4 separate regions of the Mus musculus genome follow, and all the other regions are linked to region 1. Evidence: chromatin loops called from intact Hi-C (ENCODE). Cell type or tissue: heart. All regions are shown on one strand.

The links. Peaks named below come from ENCODE experiments on the same cell type or tissue, not always from the same donor. Only the 100,000 strongest peaks of a DNase experiment are listed, where the experiment ranks them.
Region 2: a loop joins it to region 1, with 1.9 times the contacts of the local background. A loop is called at or near these places in 2 of 42 quality-filtered maps.
Region 3: it touches region 1 in a loop (3.0-fold over the local background); 15 of 42 quality-filtered maps call a loop at or near these places.
Region 4: a loop joins it to region 1, with 1.8 times the contacts of the local background. A loop is called at or near these places in 6 of 42 quality-filtered maps.

The regions. Positions count from the first base shown.
Region 1 is chr5:146,842,910-146,847,909 of GRCm38, forward strand. Rasl11a (RAS-like, family 11, member A) reads left to right here and starts at 2,162. Exons shown (of 4, transcript NM_026864.1): 1 at 2,162-2,431; 2 at 2,751-2,807; 3 at 2,931-3,010; 4 at 4,099-4,817. The coding sequence starts at 2,308. The coding sequence ends at 4,566. In heart, CTCF peaks have their summits at 1,537 and 2,251; a DNase peak (open chromatin) is centred at 2,212; H3K4me3 peaks cover 2,001 bases; H3K27ac peaks cover 1,631 bases.
Region 2 is chr5:146,961,732-146,966,731 of GRCm38, forward strand. It overlaps Mtif3 (mitochondrial translational initiation factor 3), which reads right to left and starts at 2,066. Exons shown (of 4, transcript NM_001256102.1): 1 at 1,992-2,066. In heart, no CTCF peak of the experiment used is centred here; a DNase peak (open chromatin) is centred at 2,010; H3K4me3 peaks cover 1,682 bases; H3K27ac peaks cover 1,467 bases.
Region 3 is chr5:146,898,200-146,903,199 of GRCm38, forward strand. No RefSeq gene overlaps it. Among named protein-coding and RNA genes, the nearest start is that of Gm10858, 3.6 kb to the left of the region's middle. In heart, no CTCF peak of the experiment used is centred here; a DNase peak (open chromatin) is centred at 2,322.
Region 4 is chr5:147,074,215-147,079,214 of GRCm38, forward strand. It overlaps Lnx2 (ligand of numb-protein X 2), which reads right to left and starts at 2,358. Exons shown (of 10, transcript NM_080795.4): 1 at 2,204-2,358. Polr1d (polymerase (RNA) I polypeptide D) reads left to right here and starts at 3,132. Exons shown (of 3, transcript NM_181730.4): 1 at 3,132-3,479. The coding sequence starts at 3,454. In heart, a CTCF peak has its summit at 2,350; DNase peaks (open chromatin) are centred at 1,517, 2,417 and 3,237; H3K4me3 peaks cover 4,166 bases; H3K27ac peaks cover 2,474 bases.

The DNA of each region.
Region 1 (5,000 bases):
CCAGTTAGGAAGGCCCTGCTTCATGTCTCTCCGGCTAAAGTGAACATTAGTGGGAAATGGTTGCCTTGTGAAAAGATTACAGTCCTGTACCACTTAACTATGGCAGGCCTCTCTTGGAACATCTTTTTCCAGGATCGTCAGAACAACAGATATATACAAGACTTTTGGCTATTCCATTTCTTTGGGGGGGGGGGACACGTTTTGAGACAGGGTTTCTCTGTGTAGCCCTGGCTGTCCTGGAACTCATTCTGGAGACCGGGCTGGCCTCAAACTCAGAAATCCACCTGCCTCTGCCTCCCAAGTGCTGGGATTAAAGGCGTGCTCCACCACTGACCAGCTGGCTATTCCATTTCAAACAGTAGAGTCAATGCCCATCTATTTAATCATTCCGAAGGTCAGCCAAATGGTGTGTGTGTGTGTGTGTGTGTGTGTGTGTGCACAGAAGAAATCATTAAACGTAAACAGCCACAACCGACGGGACAGGTTGGGGTCAAGGAGGAGTCACAGAACCTGGCTTGGGCTACTTCGTGTATGGAAGCCCATTTATTGGCATGTTCGACAGCAAAACTAGACCTAGTTGTCTGTCACTTTCTACGTGCTAGCCCTTTTCCAATATGGCTTGCTGCTCTGACCTTAAAGGGCTAAAGCATCATTTCTCCACCTTCTGAACTCATGCTGGCATCAGGGTTTGCTTTGGTCAACAGAGTGCACCAGGAATGATGGGTTCTGCCCTAGAGCCACCCAGCCTCCAGAGGTCTTGTCTACTTTCCCTCACCGTCTTGGGGCTCTGCTCTGCCACTCTGGGGACAAGCCTTGCCAAACTCCCCAATGAGCCAAACTTGAGTGAGTTGGTGATGGAGCAACTCAGCCTATTTCCCTAGGGCTCATAACTTCTCAGTTATGGCCTCAGAGAGCTCAATCAAGCTTGTCAGAGCCTGGCATAGATTAGGAAGAACAGGAGTATGTGGCATCGGGGGCAGTGTCTGGGGAAAAAGGGGAGGGAGGGGGGCTGAAGAGATGGCTCAGCTGTTAAAAGCACTGGCTGCTCTTCCAGAGGTCCTGAGTTCAATTCCCAGCAACCACATAATGGCTCACAACCATTTATAATGGGATCTGATGCCCACTTCTGGCATGCAGGTGTACATGCAGATAGAATACCCATGAAAGTAAATAAATCTTTTGAAAGAAAAGTCTGTTGGAGCGAGCCATTGAGTTCTGTGTGATTTGTCATGCCGTTCAAGCTACCTGATAAAACTAAGAAGGAAAAAGGGAAAGAATGAGGGTAGGACTGTCTAGACAATTGGGCAGATGAGACTAAAACACAGCCTTGTCATGGTGGCATCCAAGAACAAGGCCATGTTTATCTTCTGGGCCCTTCTCCCCACGCCCTATCCTGAGTTCCACCATGTACCTACCAGGAAATCTTTGAATAGTAAGGTAGGTCCAGGCCCCAAGTGTGTTGCTCATTGAATTTGAGTAAATCTGTTCACAGCAGAAAGGGGCTGTGTTTGGATGCTGAGCTGTGGGCATGACTGCCCCCTAAGGGAGTTCACAGGGAAGTGACTGCAATTACCTTGATTCATACTCAATTAGTTAATTAGGAACCTTGCCCTGGCTCTACCCATTTCCTCAGTGATGTCACCCCTCAGGACCCTTTTAAATTTTTTAGTTGTTTATATTTGAGACCGGGTTTTACGTAGTCCAAACTGGCCTTGAACTCAAACCCTCTATGTGACCAAGAATAACCTTAAACTTCTGACCCTCCTGCCTCTACCCGCTAAGCGCTAGGATAGCATGCCAGTGTGCCACCACACTCAGTGTACAGGATGCTGAAGATCAAAATCAGGGTTCTCATTAGGACTGTTTGACAAAGACACAAAAAGGGATCTCTTTCCCATTGTCCTAGAAACATCCAGCCAATTGAAACTTTTGCTCTTTCGGTGGCTCAGATTCATGCTCTAGGCTGGTGCTCCAGACTGGAGGCTGCCTCCAGGACACGGCAAATACAATTTGAGCAAAGGCCTCCCCTGGGCTGCACCGGGAGGAACCCGCGCAGCTGGGCGGGCAGAGCGCGTCAGGCAGCCTTGAGGAGCGCACGCCCGCGGGTGACAGTCCCCTGCTCGGGCGCTGCTCCCACCCTTCCAGGAAGGGGCGGGGAAAAGGAGGCGCCAGAGGCAGCCACCGCGCTCCCGGAGCTCTTTAAAATCCAAGAGCCTGGGCAGCACCGCTGGCCGCGCCACATCCCGGCGCTGTTGTGTCCGCGCGTATCCAGGCGGCTCTCGTGCAACGCGGTCTCGGGACGCGCCCATGCGGCCGCTCACCATGTCTGGGCACTTTCTGCTGGCCCCCATCCCGGAGTCCTCCTCTGACTACCTCCTGCCCAAGGACATCAAGCTGGCCGTGCTGGGAGCGGGTTGTGTGGGCAAGAGCGGTAAGTGGGACAAAGGCGCGCAAAGCCGCCCAGGGACAGCGGAGGGTCTTCACCCGCAGGGATGCCGGGATGCCGGGATGCCGGGATGCAGGAAGACCCCTGCCTGTTGCTTCAGAGGTCCATTTCTGAGCTCTGGACGGGGTTGGTGCCTGTTGAGTGTCGCTCTAGTCCGGTCCATCACATTCCGCGGGGAAAGGCACTCCGCGGTGGCGGGGCTTTGTCCCGGGAACCTGGGGGGACGCGTGCTGTTCCTTTGAGGGCCCAGTTTGGAACAGCTTGACCCACTTCTTCAGCTGATTTTCCTACTTTATTTTTTCAGCAATGATTGTGCGCTTCTTGACCAAGAGATTCATCGGCGACTACGAACCCAACACAGGCAAGAATGTTTCCGTGCTTCCTGGCTCTTGTACTTGTATCTCTTTGCCCTCCCCACCCCTCTCTCTTTATTTTGCTCATGGGGCCGTGGGAACTTAGATGCAAATTCCTCTTCGTTGTACAGGCAAACTGTATTCGAGACTCGTCTATGTGGAGGGGGACCAGCTATCCCTACAGATCCAGGACACTCCGGGAGGCATTCAGGTAAGGACTGTCAGGAGGGTATGTGGTGCAGGCTGAGGTGTTTGGCTCCAGGATCTCAGTGAGATGTCTCAGCATGCCCAATATGTAGGTGTGGGCACACAAGGTGTGCTGAGGGTTGGGATGTTGGATGCCCTCCTAGGTGGCAAGAAATGGTTGATTAGAACTAGTTTCCTCTTAAATGCTAATTATAATTAGTTAATTATTTTAAAGATTGCTGTGTAGCCCTGGCTGGTTTGTAGTTCAGGTTTGCTTGGACTCCTTATAATCTTTGATGCCTCAGCCTCCCAAGTGTTGGGATTACAGGCTGAGCCACCCCCTCCCAGCAGTAGCCCTGACTGACCACTGGTGCCCGAGCTGCCTAGGCGGGCGGGCATTGACACTTTCAGAGCACATCCTGGGACAATCTAAAAACCACAGCCTTGGAACTAAGGGTCCAGTTCAGTAGTAAGGATTCCTGGGTTCCAGCACCACACTGAAAAAAGCATGGAGTAGGTGGGATTCTGGAGGGAGTGGGGTTTGCGTCCTGGCTAGGGCTGTCCCCCTCTCCCCCCCCCAAAAAAAGCTAGGGAATGTTTTCTCAAGCCAGTAATTGCAATCAGATAACCTTTTGGCTATCACTGTGGAATGCAACTTAACTAATTGCTCAGCCCTTCTAGGGAGGAAAAGGTTGAGTGGAGAGCCCAGAGAATGGAATTTGTTTCTGCAACATTCTCAAGAAGTTGACTGCTAAAAATATTTTTTTATGGGCTTGGGAATAGATATTTATGTTGGGCTGTTTCCAGGGTTTTGTTTGTTATGAATTAGTTCCCTGAAAACGAAGCCGTTCTGGTCTGTAATTATTCTTAAGTGGTTAGAGTTCACTGGAGACTGCCTGTGGAAAAAGTAGGTTACCAGTCTACATCCAGGCCAGCTCAGAAAATAATCCAGGTTGAGCACTTGTCTGAGGCTTTCTGCAGAAAGCCTCTTGTAGAAGCTAGGGAGAGCCAGACAGCAATACTCAGTGATCTCTCTGTCCAGTGTTCCTACAGGGGCTACTCCGGTGTCATGTTTGAGCTTCTTTGACCAGATTCCATTTTGTTTTTTCCCAGGCCCAAGACAGCCTCAGTCAAATGGTGGATTCTCTGACCAAAAGTGTGCACTGGGCAGAGGGCTTTCTGCTGGTTTATTCCATAACAGACTATGAGAGCTACCAATCCATCCGGCCCCTTTACCAGCACATCCGGAAGGTCCACCCTGATGGAAAAGCCCCCATCTTCATCGTGGGAAACAAAGGAGACCTTTTGCATGCCCGGCAGGTGCAGACACACGAAGGCCTTCAGCTAGCTAATGAGCTGGGCAGTCTCTTCCTTGAAATTTCTACTAGTGAGAACTACGAAGACGTCTGTGATGTGTTCCAACATCTCTGCAAAGAAGTGATCAAGGTGCACAGACTCGGTGGGGAACGGAGGAGGGCATCCGTCATTCCCCGGCCTCGATCCCCCAACATGCAGGACCTGAAGAGGCGCTTCAGGCAGGCCCTGTCCTCCAAAGCGAAAGCGTCCTCCGCCCTGGGGTGATCCAGCTCAGATAGACTGGCGGGTTGCTATTATTACTACTAGACATTTGTGCAGCCACAAAGACTGGCCCTTTCCCCCTTTAAAACATATTCAGAGTTTATTTTTATAATGACTTTATTGGCTTTCAAGTGTATGTATATTTCTGAAAATTCAAACAATGGATTTTTTTTAAATGTGTTTTTTTTTTTTTGTTTTTTTGTTTTTACTGTAACTGTTAGCCACTCTTCCATTAAAGGCAAAATGGCAATACTATTCCTTGTTTTCTGAATGTCTTTTTATAGCAATCTTGCTTGCACCAGAGCCCAGAAGTGCTTAATGCTTGGCCTTGAGTCTGAACTCCGATTGGTGTCTTGCTGTAGGGAGGGGGGCATGCAGAGGGAGTTCGCGGTGTGCGAGAGAGGTATGTGGAGGAGGGAAAAGGGGTTTGAATAAGT
Region 2 (5,000 bases), 120 kb after region 1:
GAGCAGTGTTCCTCTGTGGTCTTGTTTTGGTTTCTGCCTCCAGGTTCCTGCCCTGACTTCCCTCAGTGGTGAACTATGATTTGGACCAGCTAGCCCAATCAACCCTTTCCTCTCCAAGTAGTCTGCTTTTTTGCTATGGTAGTTCTCGAAGCAATAGAAAGCAAACTGGGCACACATATTACTATGTACCTACACACATACATACCATTAGCTTCACAGCCTGTGTGTAAAAGAACCACAAGTAAGGGTTTTACAAATGTAAAATTCTGAAGACTTCTGTAACACTAATCTACTTATTTCTCTAGTTTTGGTCAAACCAAAATCTCCAAGGTTCTCACTGTCTCAAACGGCAATGAGTGCCAAGTACAGCTCACACATGTTTTGATAATTCAAGGCCCCAGCAGAATATCAACTGCAACGTTTTATGGTTCCCACCGTCTTCTGCTCTTAAAACTTTTAATACAGGCAGGCAGTGGTGGCGCACACCTTTAATCCCAGCACTCGGGAGGCAGAGGCAGGTGGATTTCTGAGTTCAAGGGCAGTTTGGTCTACAGAGTTCCAGGACAGGAGGGCTACACAGAGAAACCCTGACTCGAAAAAAAACAAAAACAAAAAACAAACAAACAAAAAAACCTTTCAATACTTTTCTGCTAACATTCTTCAGTATGAACCCAATTAGAGTATCTCTAAGCTGTAATGTATTACAATGTTTTATTTTTAAAATTGCTACTTGAGTTCCAAACTTGAGTTTCCTAATACAATATCAACAACAACAGTAATAATAAATAATAAATTATGGCTTGTGATTAGTACGGGAGTTCCAATAATTTCTAAAGTGAGCCTAAACACACTAACACTATTCATCAGTGCAGCCTTCACAACACTAAAAATTATGAAACTGTATCAGTTAACTCGGAAACGTGTTGACTATGCTCACAGCCTACACTATCTAATACTAAGCAAAGATTCAGGGCCAGCCAGATGGCTCAGTGGGTAAGGGTGCTTGTGTGTCTGTCTGCCTGTCTGTCTGATGTGTCTGGGCACCCATGCCATGGTGCCAGTGTGGAGGTCAAAGGACAACCTTGTGGACTGAGTTTTCTCCTTCCACCTTTAGGTTCCAGACACTGAACTCTGCCTTGCCTACTGAGCAGCTCTTCAACCTAATGATACTGATTTCTTTTTTCTTTCCTTCTCTCTGAGACAGGATCTCACTATGGAGACCAGGCTGGCCTCCAATTCACAGATCAGCCTGCCTCTGCCTCTGCCTCCGAGGGATAAGGCTTTATTCCTGACGGGATATGGCCTGACGGGAGCTTATTTCTACCACTTATTTCTTTACTTTTTTTCTGAATCGTTACACTTCATAATCACAAGCTCACATTGACATATTGAGGGCTTATATTCACTCCCGAAGGAAAGGATGGGTTCTAGTAGAATCCATATTTTGCGAAAATGACGTTGGCTTCATCCTATGACTGAATTCTCTCACCTTCAATTCCGGAAGGAATTTCAAAAGTCCTGACACGGCGAGCGGTGCACGCCTTTAATCCCAGCACTTCGGAGGTAGAGGCAGGAGGATTTCTATAGGTTTGAGGTCAGACTGGTCTACCGAGTGCGTTTCAGGACAGCCAGAGATAAATAGTGAGACCCTGTTGCAAAAACATCAAAAATTAAAGGAAAAAAAAATCCCAAAACGCTCACAAGGGGTCCGCAGCAGACACGCCCACCAGGACGCCATGCCACCAGGATGCCAGTTGTCCTACGCCCCCACCTTGCCCCCCAAATCCGTGGAAGGAGCGTGCGCGCGCACACAAACAGCGAAACTGGCTAGGCTGGCGAGCAAGTGATTATTGGCAGCTCGGCAACTGGTCTCGACTCCGAAGGCTGGTGCTGCCGCCACCCCACGTCCACGGAGGGCTCTCTGCACAGAATGTTCCCAGGACATGCATTCCCACCTCAGCCCCGTCGCCAAGCCCTCACCTCAGCGTTACCTGGGCCGGGGTAGGCGAGCAGGAAGAACTAGCAGGTCCGTACCTGGACTCCGCCGGAGCACCGCGTCGGCTTCCGTAGCAGGCGGAACTTCCTGAGTCCCTTAAAGGGAGGGTGCAGCTGCGGCCTGCGGATTCCACTAATGGAATAAAGCCCTCCGACAAAAAAAAAAAAAAAAAAAAAAAAAAAAAAAAGAATCGTGCAGCAGGCCTGAGTGAAACTGAGAGATTTGCTACTAACCTGCTGCTCCAAAGGCCAAGTGAACGCTAAAATATAGAGTCCCTGGAACAGTCACTGCATCGCTTCCGCCAGTTACATTAATAATGTTGAATAATGCCTTCTACAGTGCTAGACAACTGCAGGGCGGTGTTAAACTATTGCCACCTGCGGATCTGGTTTAGTGGAAGCTCTAGCTGGGTAGCAGGGTGCAACCCTCGCTCTCAAGATTGCTCTCTTCTGAGAAAAAGAGATGGATTCAGGTTCGATTACTGTCAGAACTGGGAGAAATCATAACAGACCACCCACATGTGGGATGATTGACCGCATTGGCCAGAGTCAGGCAAGAGGATGGTCAGAAACTTCGAGCCCCTGGGTGTTGCACTTTCAGGCTATTGGGGCCCTGCACCCTTGTTACCAAGCTGTTGACTGTCCCCTACTTTGGCGTTAAGTCCCTGCTTTTCCCCATTCTTCAACAGGGAACTCCTTAGAGAAGCCGCTGAATGTCCCTCATTTACAGACTACGTGTCTATAACATATAATTTATACATCTTGTCTTGTTTAATCCTCACCAAATAACTCAATCAGGGTAATATCTGATTGCAACTATTACTGGTACATCAAAATACCATCCTTTTATTGCAGGTGAGGAACCTGGGTCATCCTTAAATAGCTTTAGAGCCGCATCCAAGTCTCCCTTTCTTCATCAGATCACAGCCTCTGGCCCATGAGCCTTGTATCTGTGACAGGCAAAAGCTGAAGCAATTCTTTATGATCCAAAGGCCAGGGCTGGGCTCTGCATGTCAGCCATTCCTAAGTGAAATGAAGAATTACAGATACTTTTTATTCTGCCAGCATTAGTCCTCCATGGGACGATAGAAGCATAGTTGTGCAAATAAAGTGTGGAGACCACCTCTTGGATAGACAGGTCCATAACAGTTGTAAGTGCTCACATTTGTGATAAAGTTTCCATAAGCACCACAGTTCTAAACACTTAGCCTGTATTGAGTTAGTTTAATCCTCAAGACACCCTCATGATACACTGCCATCACTACCCATTTTTAAAAAGATTTATTTATTCATTATATATAAGTACACTTCAGACACCCCAAAAGAGGGCATCAGATCTCATTACGGATGGTTGTGAACCATCATGTGGTTGCTGGGATTTGAACTCAGGACCTTCGGAAGAACAGTGCTCTTAACCGCTGAGCCATCATCTCTCCAGCCCCATCATTGCCCATTTTATAGATGAGGAGACTGAACATGGAGAAGATACATGACTCGTCCCATCATTACACCCTGATCAGAATCAAGAATGTAAAAAGAAGTCTGGAGGGATAGCTCAGTGGAGGGATGATAGCTCAGTGGAGGGATGATAGCTCAGTGGAGGGATGATAGTTCAGTGGTTAAGAGGGTGTTGCTCTTTCAGAGAGGCTGGATCCTGTTCCCAGCATGCAGAACTGCCTGTAACTCCAGTTCCAAGAACCCCAGTGGCCTCTTACTACCTAAAAGGTGCTTGCACGCACATGGTGTACACACAGAGATATGGGCACACGTATACATACATAAACATAAATAAAAATGATTTTAAGAAGATTTTTAAAGAGAATGAAGGGGACTGGGGAAATAATTCAGTGACAATGACCAAGAACTCTTATAAGCTACAAGGTTTCATTGGGGCTGCCTTACAGGTTCAGAGGTTCAGTCCGTTATCATCATGGCAGGAAGCACGGCAGCCTGCAGGCAAGCATGGCCCTGGAGAAGGAGCTGAGGGTTCTACATCTTGATCTGAAGGCAAACAGGAGACGACAAGCTTCCTGGCCACTAGGACCAGGGTCTTAAAGTCCACACCTACATTGACATACTTCATCCAACAAGGCCACACTTCCAAATAGTGCCACTCCCTGGGCCAAGCATATTCAACCCACCACCCAGACTGTTTGTTTTATGTATTTCTTATGTAAGTGTAGGGCCTAGTACCTGCTAGCACTGAGTTAAATCCCCAACCCCAGAGCAAGAATACTTACTTAGCATGAGCAAGGCCCAGCTTCTACCCTCAGTACTGAAAAATAAGAGGGGGGGGGGGGAGAAAGAGAAAAAGGAAACCTGACCCAGTCTGGTGTTACAACCCTCTACTTGGTTAATGTCCTTCCGCCAAAGCAGTGACTGAGGAAGAGACGCTGCCCCTGAAAACGTGCAGTAAGCTGGATGAAAGGAATGTGTTACACCTAATAGACACCAACGATGCACTTAACAGATGAACAAAGGATTTAGCCTTTGATAAGGTTGTGGTTCAAGAAATTTAATCAGACAGACATTCTTGGCAACTGCAGCTTCCTGCCCAGCATCTTGTTTTAGCCTTGTTTTTTCACATCCTGAACTCTGCTCTAGCCACGGTGAAATGGGAGATGGCCTATTTTAAGCAACCATTAGGAACGTTGGGTTCAGCTTGGCTATGACAGGATTCAGAGACTCTTGAATAAAGACAGTAGGTAAAACAAGCAACCTGCCCCCAAGACTGCCTTGCTGCATTCATCCTCCTATTTGCCAAGGCACAGTTTCTGCTTGTCGGTCATAAAAGGACAGATATTAAGATTTCCTGGTCCCATTGCTGCCTCTGTTACGTTTGTCTCTTGTGCTCCCATAAAAAGCCCTGTCAGAATGTAATGTTTAATTAAGTCAGCAGATCTGTAAGTCCATGGTATTTTCTCCAAAATTCACTTCTACTAAGAAGGTCTCCATGGAAACAATCTTTCAGAAATTCTCTCTCAAATTAATTTCAGAACAAGTGG
Region 3 (5,000 bases), 55 kb after region 1:
GGACACATGGGGCTGAGAAGAGAACACACGGGCTGGGCCAGGGCAGGGATGGCCTTCTGAAAAACTCTGGGTCGCCGCACCTGGTTGTGTTTTTGGTTTGGTTTGGTTTGGTTTTGTCGGCCAGGAGCACAATGAGACATTCATGTCTCGGTGGTATGAAGAGTATTGTACCCCACAGCACAGGGGCCACATCCGCAGGCTCCAGGGGCTGTTGGTAGCTGCAGCCGCCACGGGGACTGGGGTTTTAGGTCAACTTCATTGGCCTTGATTTTTCGCCCAACCTACAGCCAAGGCAGAAGGGTGGGCTGGCAAAACCTGGCCCCAGCAGTGCTGTGGTTTATGAGGACCTGGGGATCCCTGTCAGGACAGGAAGCCACTAGTAATGAATTTGCTAGAGGCTGAGGGCCACACTAATTATTAGAGAAGAGGCAGAAGAATGCCAGGGTTTCCATCCTGGAGGACTTTGTTATGAGATACGATACAGCAGGAGGGGGGTGTGTACCTGGCGGGCCCATGCCAAGATGCCCTCTGAGAAATCATGCCATGAAACAAATCTGATATAAAGAAAGTTTATTTGGGGGAAGGGAAAAGAATGAGGACCCAGAAGACAGGTAGAGGCAGACAGATGGGAGCAGAGCCGTGAGGGTAGAGAAGGGGGGGGGGAGGGGGACAGAGAAGGACAGGAATGGAGAGAGACCTGCCAAGAACACATGGGAACAGGGAGAGAGAGAGAGAGAGAGAGAGAGAGAGAGAGAGAGAGAGAGAGAGAGAGAGAGAGAGAGGAGGAAGAAGAAGAAGAAGAAGAAGAAGAAGAAGAAGAAGAAGAAGAAGAAGAAGAAGAAGAAGAAGAAGAAGAAGAGGAAGAAGAAGATGAAGAGGAAGAAGAAGAGGAAGAAGAAGATGATGATGAAGAGGAAGAAGAAGAGGAAGAAGAAGAGGAAGAAGAAGAGGAAGAAGAAGAAGAAGAAGAAGAAGAAAGAGAGAGAGAGCACCAGGCCTGTGGGTTAGAGTGGGAAGTCTTTCCAAGCTGCAACCAGTTTTTGCTGAGGTGCCATCTCTGTGGGGCTGCTGGGGGAGTGAGAGTTGGGGGAGCTGGTGAGGAGGTGCTGCCACTGTGGACAGCTCTTCAAGTTGGCAGTAGACTGAGGCAGGAGAGGTGAGCCACCGTGAACAGTTCCTGAAGCTCCTGTGATGGCTCCAGGCTCAGGAGATGGGCCGCCATTTTGACAGGAGCCGCCATTTTGGACAGCTCCTGTGGGCCATTCTTCTGCAGTAGCTGTAGGGTGGGGTGAGAAGGAGAGAACCAGGGCTACCCTGATGGCTTTGGTGGCACATCTGCTTTTGTGGTGCTCAGCTCAGGACTATAATCCCCCCTTTTTGTTTAAGGCTGGTTAGAAAGGGAGAGGTGAGAAAGAGGGAAGTCTTTCACCTGGCTGCTTCCTGCTGGCCAGGGGCATTGGAGTCCTTGGAGCATTCGATTGTCTTTCTCAGGATACAGTTGGGTGTTGCAGGCCTCTGGCTCTGTAACTAGGGATCAGTGATCCTGTAATTATGACTGGATAAAGGTCTTACTGGAAATCTGTTGTATTTGTTGTTGGAGAGTTTAAACAAGTTTATAAGGAAGGGTGTAATTAGTAAGCCAAGGAGAGGAAGAGGGTTAAAAAGGATAATATCTGCATCCCGTACTGGACTGCCAATGATCCACTGGCCAGAGGCATCGAGCTGTTTCTTATGATTTTTTGTTTGTTTTTCCATCTGACTAAAGAGTTGGATCTTGTCTTTCACTATACCTTATTGGTTAACATAAAGGTGGCATTCCTCCCCAAGGAAGTGACAAAATCACTTCTCTCTGCTGTTAGTAAATCTAGCTGATACACAGAGGTTAAGGTCTGAAACCCAAGATGGTATGACAGGGAAGCGGGATCAATATTATCAATAATAATGTTATGAGTATGAGGACCTTCCAGGTGCTTCAAGCCACTTCTTTTACCATGTCTATTCCTAGGGTTTTGGGAGCATGGGATGCTTGTCCTCTGTACTTGAATTGTGCCTGATGGGCAGCTGTGGTAAGTGCTGTAGTCGAGCTTACCAGTGTCCCCCCACCTCCCATCTGGGGTGACATGGACCCTTATTAAAATATAAAGGGTGGATCATTTGTTTGTGCAGTGACGGAAGTTGCCATCATTGGAAACCAGGCATGCCAGTTTCAGCCATGTAAACTGTACCGAGGCCAAGCTGTTTGTGGGAACAGAGTGAGGCTTACATCAAATCCGAGTCTGTGGAGGAAGAGAAGAAGGGCGGCAGAATGAACTCTGCTGGAGAGTTTCCAGAAGCTCCCAGTGGGAGCTGAGAGACAAAGAAGCCTGGGAGGGAATGGAGGAGCTGTGCAACTCCCAGGATGGAGCTAAGGTTATAGAGGCCCAGAAGGGCGTAAGGAAGCTGCAGCTCCTTGGAGGTCGGGGGTGGGGGGGGGTGGGGTGGGGGGGACAGGAAGGGGTGGGAGAGGAGCACGTGTGTCCAAGTGTACAGTCTGGAAGAGGGAATGACTGGTGAGCCTGGAGACAAGCAGATGTGGGGAGCAAAAGAAACCGAAGCTCCCATTTTGGCTAGGTCCTTTGAAAGCAAAGGGATGGGACAAGTTAGATTCACTAGAGAGGAACGGGTAAGAGAGATACCCCTAAGAATACAGCTAAGTGGGGGGGGGGGTGGTGAGCCTGGTAAGGCTGTCCTCCTACTCTCATGATAGAGGAACAGAAAGAGATGCGGATGCCCAGAATTTTGTCAGGACTGGAACAGTGGCTCTGGGGTCCAAAAGGAAGGAGGCTGACACCCTGATACTGCGATAATTACCTAGGAGTCCCAGGCAGTGGTCAGGCTAAGGGAGTCCTGGCCCCTTCAGTTGTCCATGGCTAGACCAAGGAGATTGGCTGAAAGGTGGTCAGGGTTTGATGTCCACATGCCACCAGGGGTATGGAGCAGGCAGGCAACACTCCAGTGTTTTTTGGTAGCACCTTGGACATGGTCTGGATGGTTTACAGGAGAAGGCCAGGCCTGAGCGCAGTGACACTCCTGACCACATTTGAAACAGGGATGTGGAGGGTCTTAGACCAGGGAGCCTGGACTTTTCCTTTGGCCAGATGAGAGCCCCTAGGTCAACATTGGGTATTATTGTTTGGGGGGCTTTTTCATCTCTTCTATGGTACATCTTGAAGGCCACAGTTAAGATTTTTTGCCTGAGAAGTCGGGGGTCCTTTCTATAGACATTTAAGTTTGGTCCTAATATTAGAGGAACTCTGAGAAAAAGAAGCAGCTCATAGGAGTTGCTTTCCACCTGAGGGCTCAGGATCCAGGTTAGTGTATTGTAGGAGGGCCTTTGGAAGGCGGTCTAGGAATTGTGATGAATTTTTATATTTATCTTGGATGATCTTTTGGGATGTTTCATAATTTACTGCCTGAAGGGCAGCTTTGTGGAGATTGGCCAGAAGGCAAAGTTATTACTTAATTCCTGGCTAGGATGCTCCCTGGGGTATTGTAATCCCATTTGGAGTCCTGGTCTGGAACTGCATCAGCCCTGACTGGTGGGCAACCTATTACTGAGGGGAGAGGAGGAGAGGTCAGGAGGCTGAAGATGAAGGGAAGGCACCCGATTGGGGTTTGTGAGTGTGATGGAAAATAGTGGAAGTTTTATCTGCTTTGGGCCTCACAGCTAGGAGGGGCTATTTTCCTTGATTGGCTTATGCCATTCAGTCAGCTTTTAAATCAGAACAGGAGTGAGGTCACATGGCAAAGTCCATCCTTTCAAATGCTAGCAAAGATGGCTGTCAGCCACGTGGCTGCCTCCATCCTGATGGGGGACCGTGACCGAGTTGGCAACAAGCAACTCGCTTCCTAGGCATAGACTGTTAGCTATCTACCCTAGTGTCACATGCTTTAAGTTAACCCCTTTGTGAGGGACTTACAGGGTTTTAATCATATACCTTAGCAAGTTTAGAGAATGAAATCAAAGCCTACAGAGTAGAGATGAGTAGCCATCCATAGTCCCTACTGTGAGTCGTCTGTCCCTTTATACTGATTTCTCTCCTTTCTCTGTCACATAGGTGGTTTGCCTGATATGGGACAGAGATTTTGAAGGAAACCTTTAAACAAGCATACTTGGGTCTAGGCGAGGGGAAGCCATACCCAACTCTAAAATCAGCGTAAAACAGTCTGATGCTACTCAGACCTAAAGACACCTGCAATCCTGTCAAACCGAATCTAGTTAGGTGAGAACGGAGCAGGCCTGGAGATTGGGAACCAATGAGGTTTGACTAGGGAGAGAGGACCCTACAGGAGGGAGCTGAGAGACTGACCAGCCAGCGAGGAGTGACTGACTGGCTGTGTGCAAGCTGTAGCTGGGCTACTCTTTGCTTTCTCCCCATCCTGCTGGGTTGGGCTTCTGGCTCCCACCTTGCAACAAACTCTGCAGTACCAGAGCCATTGATGGTAAGTTAGAAGTCAGGACATTTCCATTGAGTGGGGGTTGGGCGGGGGACAAAGAGGGTTTGGAGAAAGGAGAAATAAGGAATGGGGAAATGTCCTTTTCTCCGATCGCTCATAGATAGTATTTATAAACATACTGATTAATATTAAGATCAAGGGTGGCTTTAGGCAGATATTCATATTGATTAATTAGCTTAGGGATATGGGCTGGAGAGATGGCTCAACAGTTAAGAGCACTGACTGCTCTTCTGGAGGCCCTGAGTTCAAATCCCAGCAACCACATGGTGGCTCACAACCATCCGTAATGGGATCTGATGCCCTCTACTGGTGTGTATGAAGTCAGCTACAGTGGACTTATATATAATAATAAATAAATCTTTTTTAAAAATTGTCTTAGGGATATTGAGGCCCAATTTGATTGGACCCGAGGGCCCTTCAAGCCAGGTTTCAGGTGTACGGTTGGGAGGTTTTCTAAGAAGCATCCCAAAGGAATGAGGGTAGGAAAGATACCGTTCCCATGG
Region 4 (5,000 bases), 230 kb after region 1:
GCTTAACTAGTCCCTCCCTGCCCCCTCACCTCCCAAAAAAACAGGAATCACAGAGCATAGTGGTGCATGCCTTTAATCCCAGCGCTCTGGGAGGCAGAGGCAGGCGGATCTCTGTGAGTTTGAGGCCAGCCTGGTCTCCAGAGTGAGTTCCAGGACAGTTAGAGTAAAACTCTGTCTCTAAAACAAAAACAGAAAACAGACAAACAAACTAACAAAACCAGGGATCATCTTTCACTACTCCTACCTAGTCACTCACCTATGAGTCCACCCCTCCTGAATGCCACACCAGCTTTCTTCAGACTGGTGGTGACAAGCTCTGGCTGAGGTTTTACTGAGCCAGGGCCAAAACTGTTTTTATTTTTTCGGGTTTCCAAATCCTACCAGACTAAAAACCGCTAAAGAACAAAGAGAGGGTAATAAACCCTTTGCAAACACATATTATATGCACGGAGACTATGTAGTAGTCTCACCTACTGCCTGGCCCCCACTGTCCTCCAGCCTGCTGCAGTTATCTTTATGGAATGCAAATCTTACCACAGCATCTTCCTGCTTGAAATGAACACCTCACTCTCACTGACCAGATGAAGTGTCCAAACGTCTTGAGGAATTACACAAAATCCTTTCTTTTTATTATTTCAACAGATATCTAAGGGTCCACTTGTACAATGTACCATGAACCCCTAAGATAAACAACAAACCAGCCCCCAACCCCCATTGCTTTAGCCCCAAACATCAAGTCCTTCAGACCAACCATATGCACAGCAGATGATGTCGCACTTTATGGCTATAAGCATTTAGGATGCTCCCAGAGAAAGCCCGTGCCAATTTGAAGACTGCCTAGGATTTCTCTGGCACATTCTAGGCAGAAATGATTTTAAGTTCCCACATCACTTTGTTCAATTTCCTTTCAGGTAATGGACTAAGAAGTATACAGACACTGACAACTCTGGGCAAGAAATTCCCTTTCACCAAAGTCTGGAAAGCGGAGTAGACACGGAGTAGCTAAATGTTTATACAACGAAAAGGCTCAAACTTGAAGCTTAGAGGAACAAACCTTGGACTTAGTGGATGGACTGAATTAAAAACAATGTGACTCTAGAGCTGCTTTGACTTGGCCTACATTTGACCCCTTTGGGAAAACTCACATGGAATTTGGACAGGCTAAAACGGCAAAACCTTGTTAGCTCAACAATGATCTGCCGGCCAAATAGGACACTAGATTCCCCCATCTTCCTTCTTTACCTGCCAAAGTCCTTTTCTCCAAAGGTGGGTGGGTGGGGGAGGGTTTTCAAACCTATCAAAGCAAACAGGACTGACCTACTGAGATCCTGCGTCTGTGCTATGTCACTGAACAGGCTAGAGAAAACGCAAATTGTGTCCTGGGAAGGAGGCCAATGTCTAAGTACTGTGACTGAAAAGAATGTGACATTCTTAAAGTGAAGGCAGTTTGGATAAACTGGAGCTCACGGTTGCCTCCAACTACCCTTGCCATTGGTTTCTGGGCTTTTTTTTTTTTTTCCCCAAAGAAAAATTGGCGGGGTGTGGGGCACACGCCTTTCTAACCCTACAGCACTCAAGAAAGAGGCGGATCTCCGTGAGTTCCAGGCTAGCCAAGGCTACAGAGTGAGAAGAAGAAAAATTGATTCGATAAAGCCACGCGGAAGCGTCCTTAAGGCTCCTGGCAAACACACACTCTTAAATGCAAACGGAAATACTAGAACACTCCATTAAAAAGTCCTTGCGTGAAACGTGGCAGAAAGCTTTGAAAAGCCAGCGATGTCTTTCCCAAGAGGTGCTTTGTGCGCAAATGCTTCCAAATCGGGACTCATATTTTGGAAATTATACCCCCCACGCTCCCAAACATGTCAAATCTGAAGAGAAAGGTGAGAATTCCCCCGCAACAGGCTGGGGCAAGGAGGAGGGTGCCTCTCTGCTCATCCCTTCCAGGAAACAAAACCAGAGGGCAACTAGCTAGCGCCACTCTGGCTCCAGACAACGTGCAGACGCAAAGTGCAAGAACTCGTTCCCAAACCTCCATGTCTTGAAAAGCGAGAGGCGCGCAGACCTGCATCGGGGTTCCTGGAACCCGCACCCGCACCGGGCCGGGCCAGACAGCACGCGGCCCCCAGCGGTCCCCCAGATGGTCCCCCCTACCCTGACGCCACACCCCGTCACCGCCCGCACCTGAGGCGAAGTAACTCACTGAGGGAAAGCGGCGGGCTCCCCGCGGGAGCGCTGACGAGGACGCCGCCCGGCTCCGCTCCGCTGGGACTCGCCGCCGCCGATTTCCTGGCGAGAAGCAAAGTCCGGCCAAGACTTTACTTCTCAACCGCCCCTGCTGCCTTTCCCCTAGGGGGCGAGCGCAGAGGCCCAACCCGACACGCACCTGAGCCAATCAACGGCGGACAAAGGCGGGACTAAGAGCGGGCTCGGAGCCTCTCGACCAATCAAGGAGTTCGAGGGGCCGAGTCGGCCCTGCTCATCACCCCCGTGTTAGAGTGAGCGCGTTCCGCCCTCCGCCATCGCTCCCGGCCGGATTCTCCCTCTCAGACACACAGAGAAAACGCTCGGGAAGTGTCTGCGTGCACCCCTGGAGCGCCGCGCCGGGCGTGGGACAGCTGAAGGGAGGGGAGGGCTGCGGGACCAGGCTGAGGGAGAACAGGTGGCGGGGGGCGGCTGACGTGTAGGTGTGCAGGGCGAGGGGACAGCTGGGTGGGGCGGGGACCCAGCCTGGCCAGGGTCAGGTGGGAGCTGGGAGGATGCACCTGAGAAGAAGGGCGGTTCCTTGGGATCAAAGGGAAAAGGAGCTGCCAGTCCCACAGCGTGAGCTCCCGAGGAAGGAGGGCGGTGCTCCAAACTCTCACTTCTCTCGCAAAAGAAAGACCATCGCAGCCCTTGCACCTAGTGGAGATGTACATTTGCACCCCAGGGAGAAAAATTTTTAAAACCCACAGTATCGTCAGGAGAGTCATCTCTGCACAACAGTCTCTCTGCTTTTTCAAGGTGCCCCATGAAAGGCCCCTGAGGACTCAAGTCCTGGGAATAGCCAGCCCTGGGGCAGTCGGGTTCCTGGAGAGCCTAGCAGGCCAGAGATCCGACTCTGACTCTTTTTAAATAGCAGGTGTCTCGGGGCGACAGGTGAGAGCCTATGCTCTTCAGTGGCACTTGGGGACCGGCTGGCTGTGCCCGGCAGCTGGCTTAGCTTCCGCAGTTCCAGGTGAACCGTCCTGCCCGCGCCTGGGCGTGGTCGGGGGCGGGACCCGGTTTAGCCCCGCCCACAGAGGGCCCTGCCGCGCCGCTGCGGCTCCGCCCCCCTCCTTCCGTCATCCGCTTCTTCCGTCGGTGGTTTCTTCCTTCCTGCCTTGTCCCGCACCTTTCGCGACATGGGGAAGAGCTTCCATTTCGCCAGCGCCACCTGAGGATTTCCTGGAGCCGCCACCCCCACCTCCCGCGATGGAAGACGATCAGGAGCTGGAGAGGTAAGGGTGGAGGGGAAGAGTGGAGTGGGGCGGCGGGTCGGGCCAGCGAAGCGGGTGGCGAAGGGGCACGCGGCCGACTGCGGCCCGGCGTGGCGGCTAGGCCTGACCCCAGGCGCTGGGGAAGGAAGGAGAGAGAGTAGAGCGGGCCGGGTTGGGAAGAGGGAGGAGCCGTGGGTTTATTTGTAACAGAAAAGCCCAGAGGGATGCTAGCCATCCGGGAGGGGAGAGAAGTTGGGAATCATGCTGTAAGTCCCAAACTGCCACCACCCCCATTAGAACTGCCTCGTTGTAAGGTCACGCACCGGGCCAGCCGTCCCGAGTGGCGGGCCTGGCGTGTTTAAGTTGGCTAAAGTTACTGCAACTCCGCTCTGTGCAGACTGCTCGTAAATTCTCTCTGTCCACCAAATTCTCCCTCCTATTAAACTTTTCACTTCCTTTAACTTAGTAGTTTCCTTACCTCTTTCAAATGGGAGCCGTAACTGAGCCTGCCACCCTGATAACTTGTGGTTGCCATTTTTATGCTAAAGTAATCGTGTTTTTTATACCTGTCAACTCCCTTTTCATCTTGCAGCAGGGCCTACCCTATTGTAACTCTGCCCCTTTCTTTTGCTCTATCCCAAGAAAGATTTTGCAAACATTTAACTTGGTGGGGTTTTTTTTTTTTTCTGAGATGACACCCCTCCCCCTCTTTGCTGGAGTCAAATGAAGTAGGGAAAAACTGGAGTTAAATATCTATGGCTAGAAGTGTGGAGGCAGGAGAATGAGGCAGTGAATCATAAAAAGTTAATCAGAAAACGATATTCCATGTGATCTTATTCTTACAAAAAAAATATGTGTGTAGAAAAATATCAGGATTGAAGACCTCAATGGCTGAAGGCGAGAGGAAGACAGCCCTGGAAATGGTCCAGGCAGCTGGAACAGATAGACAGTGTGTGACATTTGTCCTGCACGAGGAGGACCATACACTAGGAAACTGTCTGCGGTACATAATCATGAAGAACCCGGAAGTGGAATTTTGTGGTTACACTACGACCCATCCTTCAGAGAGCAAAATTAATTTGCGAATTCAGACCCGGGGTGCCCTTCCAGCTGTTGAGCCGTTTCAGAAAGGCCTGAATGAGCTCTTGAATGTCTGCCAGCATGTGCTTGTCAAGTTTGAGGCCAGCATAAAGGACTATAAAGCTAAAAAGGCAAGCAAAAAGGAGCCCACATTCTAGTCCCTCGTGCAGGGTACAAGCAGGACCACCCTCAGGATGGTGCAGAACCCAGAATTGTGATTGCAGCATGTACTGTCCTGTAGGAAAGAAAATGTGGCTCTAGCTATTGACCCATACAGCTGTTGGAATCTCTGCAAGTATATTTGCCTAATAAATTCTCTCTTTTGTTTAAACTAGTTTTGAGTGGTTTCTCTTCCTTGAACCTAGATGAACCCCAAGGATGGTGTCACCCTCTTAATTGAACCAACACTAAAAGTGAGCAAACAGATAATTGGGCCAAGGTAGGGGTTTTGATCATAGATTT